2 separate regions of the Homo sapiens genome follow, and region 1 is linked to region 2. Evidence: chromatin contacts called from ENCODE Hi-C or POLR2A ChIA-PET data. All regions are on one chromosome and are shown on one strand. Each heading gives the region's core, a stretch centred on a gene start or an enhancer-like site at or near the end of the contact. The rest is flanking DNA. Distances are from core to core; before and after follow the strand shown.

What was found. A loop is a pair of places that touch in the nucleus more often than their neighbours do. ChIA-PET counts read pairs that join two places held with the same protein, here RNA polymerase II (POLR2A). Pooled maps may share reads with other maps.
Region 1: a loop to region 2 is called in a map of transverse colon, with 3 times the contacts of the local background. The contact joins the enhancer-like site here to the promoter of PLCH2 in region 2. A Hi-C loop is called at or near these places in 8 of 168 maps with a recorded cell type or tissue (Panc1, adrenal gland, gastrocnemius medialis and 5 more) and 10 of 50 pooled maps. POLR2A ChIA-PET finds 5 or more read pairs at or near these places in 5 of 52 experiments (OCI-LY7, Panc1, SK-N-SH and 2 more).

Annotation. Positions count from the first base shown.
Region 1 is chr1:2,545,621-2,548,661 of GRCh38, reverse strand. No RefSeq gene overlaps it. Among named protein-coding and RNA genes, the nearest start is that of TNFRSF14, 9.2 kb to the left of the region's middle. RefSeq lists an enhancer at 1-464. Within about 2 kb of position 1,666, at least 36 of the 41 ENCODE cell types and tissues checked have a DNase peak (open chromatin) inside an H3K27ac peak, as active enhancers do; they include OCI-LY7, adrenal gland, gastrocnemius medialis and 3 more, where a contact is called at or near this core.
Region 2 is chr1:2,474,699-2,477,871 of GRCh38, reverse strand. PLCH2 (phospholipase C eta 2) reads right to left here and starts at 1,583. Exons shown (of 22, transcript NM_014638.4): 1 at 1,160-1,583. The coding sequence starts at 1,283.

The sequences.
Region 1 (3,041 bases), core at 417-2,916, 71 kb before region 2:
TTTGTATTTTTAGTAGAGATGGGGTTTCACCGTGTTAGCCAGGATGGTCTCGATCTCCTGACCTCGTGATCTTCCCGCCTCGGCCTCCCACACTGCTGGGATGACAGGCGTGATCCATCGCACCCGGCCAGGGCCTGGTGCTTTCCCAGACAGGTGACTGCCCGTCTGGTCTCGGCTTCCCCTAAGCAACATCCCAGGATCCTGCGGAAAGACCCACCCAGGCCTGGGCCTTCCCTGCTCGGTGCAGGGCTGTGGGCGCGACCCCTGGCAGCAGGCCAGGACGTGGGGGGCCGCCCTGCCAGAGCTGGGACAGGGCCAAGGGACCCTCCACCTCTGAATTTGCCTTGGGAGCTGAGACTTCTGATGGGAGACCTCAGACCTCTGTCTGTCTCTTCCTCTGTCTCTTCCTCTGAGCCACAGGGGCTGCAGGTCCAAGCCTTTTGCCTGGACAGGCCGCTAGCCACCAGGGGGCAGCAAAATCCAGGCCCTGCCTCCCCGGCCGCAGGTGCCACTTCCTAGAACCTGGGCTCCCTGTGCCATCACCTGCGTGCCTAACCCTGGGTGTGCATTTGGGGCCACACTCACTGCAGCCCTTTAAGAATCCACCCCCTCCTCCCTCCCCTCCCCCTGGGAAAACACAAGGGCTGCCCTCCATGGTCTGGTTGTCAGTGAGGGACACGGGGCTGGGCCCAGACACTAGAATAAATTATTCGGGTAATACATGGTTCGATGAGGGGCCAGGTGAGCCCGTGGGGGTTGGGCAGCCATGGTCGGGTTGGATCACGGTCCAAGGCCGGCCCCCACTGCTGCAGGGCCTCAGCCCACTCTCACTTCCTGTGTCTCTGTCATGGTCCCAGAGTGCAGGAGCCCCGTTTGCTCATCTCTAAAATGGAGTCATGTCGCTCTGCCTCCCGAGCTATTGGGAGGTGACTGGCGGACACTCCCACAGGTGGCTGGTACACAGCAGGGCTCACAGGGGCACTGGACAAACCGGGGCTCCCCCAGATTGCTGTGGGCAGGGAGGAGCTGTCCCCAGCTCAGAGCAGCCCTGACGGGCTTTCCAGCAGGGGCCAGGGTAGAGGCCAGCGGGGCAGGGCCCCAGCCCAGGGAGCCCCGAGCTCCCTGCCCACGTCTTGAGCAGAAGCCTCCAATCTCAGGGGCTGCAGTCGGCCAAGCTGTGGGCCAGAAACTCAGGCAGAAATTGCAGGGCTAGTGCCTTTATTAAAGCTCCATGGAGGGGCAGCTCCAAGGCCTGCACGCCACAGTTGGCCGCCATTGCCCAACTGACACAGCACATCCCCCCCGCAGTGCCTCCACAGCCCCACACCCCGGGGCAATTAGCACAGGGCCATGCCCTTCCATTGCGCAGCGTTCACCCACCCCACCACCACTTCAGCATAAACCGTGGAGTCCTTTCCCAGGCTGGACGGAGCCGGGGTCCAGCTGCGGGGCCTGGCTGGGGAAGCGCTGCCCGGCTGGGGAGGCGCTCCCCAGGCCCTCCCCACACACCTGCCCCTCCCCGCCGGGCGCATCCCCACCTCCCGCTGCCTCAAACCGCCTTCCTAACAACACCCTTTCCCCAGAGCCCCACCTCCAATATGTAGACTGGCCGCTCCCTCCATGGGAGGGGCTGCTCAGCCCACGCCCCGCCCTGGCGCTAGGCACCAAGCAGGAGGGGAACGGAAATCCTCTCTGGTTCGCTGGGAGATGGGGAGCCTGGCAAAGTGGCCACCAGGGCGTCCACCGGGTCCCCTGTGGGCGGGGTTGCTGGGCGCTGCTCCTGGGCAGAGGCCGAGGTCTCTCCGGCCCGTTGCTCTTCATTCACCGTGGCCTGAGACTCCCCAGTACTCGGTGGAGGGAGAAGGCCGGAAGGCTTCCCGGAGGCGGCGCGCCAGGCCTTCCCTGAGGTCCATCCGCGGCGCTCTCGGCGGCCCGGGCTCCGGGAATGAGGTGGCTGGTGAGGCCCGCGGAGTGGGAGGCCGGTAGGACGCGCGTCCTGCCCAGCGCAGGCGACAGACACCCCTGCCGCCACCCCCGCCAGGCTCGCCGGGGACGTTTCCTGTTCTGTCCCCAGCTGGGAGCTGGGCTGGCACCGCACGAACTTCTCGGACAGCAGGGAGAGCAGAAAGGTGGCAAGGAGCGCCCACCCGCCCCTGCCTGGCCCCGCAGGAGGGCCCTGCGCTACCGCCGCACCGCCACGCTCTTCACTCTGGAGCACCGGCCTCAACGAGCGCGCGGGGCGGAGGGCGGCCGGGAGGCGGCGGCGGCGCAGGTGGTGGAGGCGTCTTTATGGGCGCCAGGCAGTGGTGCACGCTTTCCCACGCCCGGCAGCCAATTGGAGGCCAGGGCCAGAAGAAGCACGGCCCCGCCCCCTAGCTCCGGGCCGGGCCACCCCCACCCCCACCCCCCTCACCCCCCACACCCCCCACTCCCCGCTCCCCCCGCCCCCGGCCTCCAGCAGGGCGATGTGGGTAGGCGTGGCTGGGGGGTCACGTGGGACCTGACCGGGAGGAGGAGCCTGCCCATACGTCCCTCCGTCAAACCTGCTCCCTCCCTGTCCCCAGCTTTCCGACCACCTGACCTGTCCTCCATCTGACAGTCTTCCAGCCTGGCCAGGAGCAGCCCCAGCCCAGGCACCTGCCCGGGCCTGGCCTCCTCAGGGGTGAGGACAGGGGCCGCAGAGGCAGCTCCAGCTGTGGAAGCAACAGGGAGACAGGCCAGGGAAGGGGCTGAGCCGCAGCTACTGCACAGGGGGGCCAGGGCCACTGCTCCAGGAAGCCCCCACCCTCCTCCTGCACTTCCTGATAATCCAGGCCAGCGGCCACCTCCCCCAGGAAGCCCCCGACCCTTCCCTCCCCTGGGCTGGCTCTCATATTAAAAGGTCATCCTTGGAGGTGCTCTGGGCAGTTAATTCCAGGCAGCAGCCCCACACCCCAGCTTCTCCAAACCTGGTATTTGTTAACCAGCCGCCCTTGGGGGTCCTTCCATCAGCCTTGGGAGGCAGCAGTGCTGTCCCACACCTCAGACAAGGAGACTGAGGT
Region 2 (3,173 bases), core at 334-2,833:
CCTGGGGCATCTCCAGGAAAGCCCCCACCCCTCATGTGCAACAAGCGCCACGAATGGTGCCATGAATGTCTGCGTCGCACGCCCTGCACTGCAGTATGGACTTGGGAGGCTGTGGTGCCGGATCCGAGCTTCACAACCCCTCCCCTCCCCTCCCCCAGGCTGCCTGCCTCGCTCCTTCTCTCCCCTCCTCTCTCCATTCAGCCTCCTGCTGTAGCTTGTCCCAGGAGAGGGGGCTGCAGGGTCCAGGGAGTCCAGGCCAGAGTCAGCTGTCCCAGCCCAGGAACAGACTGGTCTCACCCCCTCGGTTCCTGCACACCTGCTCACAGAAAGCCCGGGTCCCAGAGGTACCATCTGCTAAAGCACAGAGACGTTAATCCCCACCCCAGGTCTGCACGCTGAGGGACCCTGGCGGGGGCGTTGTAGAGGACCAAGGGCAGTACTGGCCGGGCCTTCTTGGGGAAGCTACTACGTGATCACGAGCAGAGGGGAATTGAAGGGATGGAAGCCATGGCATGGGGGGCTGGGCTCTCCGGGGCACATGGGAGGTGAAGACGCAGGTATGGCTGCAGGGATTTAGGAGAGGGGTGAGGCAGGACACAGGGGCAGGGGGCGGGCAGAGGCCTGCAACAGGGCAGCCTGGACAGGACCCTGTCTGCCGCTGGAACAGAGAGCTGGCAGGCCAGCCCGGACCGGGGCCCTCCACAGGCCACCACAAGACACACACTCCACCCTCCCAGCCATACCCAGCCAGTCTCCTCTGCAGAGTCTCCTAACGGCAAAGGCCCTCATGTCCGGCACCAGGATGCCAGCCCAGCCGCCTGGGCTGCAAGCACCACTGACCCCCAGAGCACAAGGCACCCCTTCAATGAGAGCATTGGAGCCACCTGAGATCCCCCCTCGCCCCCTTGGGTTCAGCCCCCAGGCCCTGCAGGTGCCTGGGAGACCGAGGTGTGCTGAGCACGCCTCTGAGCGGCTGAGGGGCAGGGCCAGCCGACGCTGCTGGACCCACATGATCCCTAGAGCACCCGGGGGACAGGGGAGGCGAGTGCAGGATGGGATGGAGGCCCAGGCTTCCCCCACCTCCAGGAACAGCCCCCACCCACCAGTCACCTGGCCAGGGCCAGCACTCAGCCCAGGCCACTCGCCTGCCCCTTCTTACCCAGGGGGCCGAGCTGCCACTCTGAAGACAGCACCACACTCCCTCCAACCCAGAGGAGTACCTCCGCCAGCCAGGCCACCGTTCCCTTGGTCCGGCTGTCGGGGGAGGGCCATGGACCAGACATGGCCTGACGACAGCCGGGCCTGCTTCACGGAGGCCACAGAGGCCCACCGGCCTTCGGGCAGCGGAGGTCAGGCAGTGGCAGCGCTGGCGACAGGACCTCCGTGGGGCCTTCTCTCCTCTGCCTCTTCCTCCTCCTCCTCAGGGCCCTCCGAAGCCCCCACAGGGCTGTGCCCAGGCCCGGCTGGCATTGGCCTGACCGTCACCTGCTGTCCTGATGGCCCCCAGGCCAGCCTATCCACCCTCCAGGGCCACCAAGGAATCCCTGACGCAGCCGCCTCCCAAGGCTGGGGGAGCAAAGGACCTCAGCCCCGCCCAGCCCCAGGCCCAATCCCTGTGCTAATCCCAGCTCCAGCCCAGCTGGTGGAGGATTTAGGCCGAGGGAACTCCCAGCTGGGGATGGGAGGGCACTGGGGAGGCAACAGAGTTTCCCAAGGCCCCAGGCCACCAGACCCAGGTCAGGGCTGCGGGACAAGAGCAGGACCAACGGGAGGGCCCTCCTGGGACCCAGAGAACGCAACCGGAAGGCCTGCAGGGTACTGTCCTCCGAGGACCCTGTGTGGGGTGGGCCTCCCCGCTGTGCGCCCACCACAGATGCCGAGGCTGGGCCTGGAGTGGTCCCTGCCCTCACCCCGCATCCCTACTTATGAGGACCTCTGAGTGGATCCCCAAAGTCCAGAGGCAGGTGGCCCAGAGCAGGGGCAGAAGCTCACCTCATCCCCGCAGCGCCCAGCCCCTGTGGCTGGAGAGGGGAGCCGAGCCGGATCCCTTACAGCGACAACTCCCAGCCCAGGCCCAGGATGTGGGTCCCTGAGCCTGGGTTGGGCTCTCCATGTCTCCCTCATGCAGCTGCAGCCCCAGCCTGACCTTTCTCCACGGTCACCGAGCTGTGGCGGAGGAGGTGGCCCCATGCCCAGGGCACGTTTGTCCCCACATTCTGCCCTGCAGGGATGACAGCCATCTGACCTGGACAGGGGCCTCGCCCAAGGAGGACCCACCCCACCGTCTCAGCTCCCACTGAGGAAAGGACTCCAGGTCCCACTGCCACCAGGACCACACAGCCCACCCTGTGTACTGGCCCCGCACTACAGGACAGCACAGGCTCTCCCATCCCCAAGTCCAGGCCGGGACACCAGGGGCAGCTGTGGGAATGGGAGGTGGGCAGACCCCGGCTGAACACCAGCCACCTGTGTCCTGGCCATGCCCATGCTTCGTGACCACACTGGGGAGAACCCCGCCCTTCTTCCCACCCACTGCCCAGGCTCTACTGGCTCCAGCAACAAGGACTGGAAGGTTCCGGGCAGCTGCTCGCCTCCCCCCATACCAGGGGAGGAGTTTGGCCTGCAGAGCCCAGGACAGGGAGGTGCCAGGGCTGGGCATCCTGGCAGAGCCCCGGGGCCAAGGTCAGGCGTGGGAGGTGGCAGTCCCTGAGGAGATGGCCATGCGTCTCCAGCTGACCACTGACAACCAGGGCCACACCCAGCCAGATCAGATGCAGTCAGCACAGAGCCAACCCAGGCCCCCACCAGGGGCCCCGTCACAGGCTCTGCTGCTCTCGGCGGAAGCAGGTCAGCAGGCGTTTCTGGGCTCTGCCGTGGAATTAGATTAGGGAGCCATGAGCTGCAGGGAGAGGAGAGGGGCTGGAGTCCCGGGCGTCCTCAGGAAGACAGGGCCTCGGGGAAGGCCACCGTGTAAGGGGCAGCGCAGGGGCCAGGAGGTGGCCTGAGGGCCTGGAGACAGACCAGACGGCCATAGCCCTGGCCCAGGGCCCCTGCCCACCTCATACTGGGCTGCTGCGGGCTTCCACTCTGACCCAGGGGGTCCAGTTCTCCTTCCTGCACCTCAGAGGCCTCCTGGCCTGGGACACACCTGCTGTTCCCTCACCCTGGGCCTG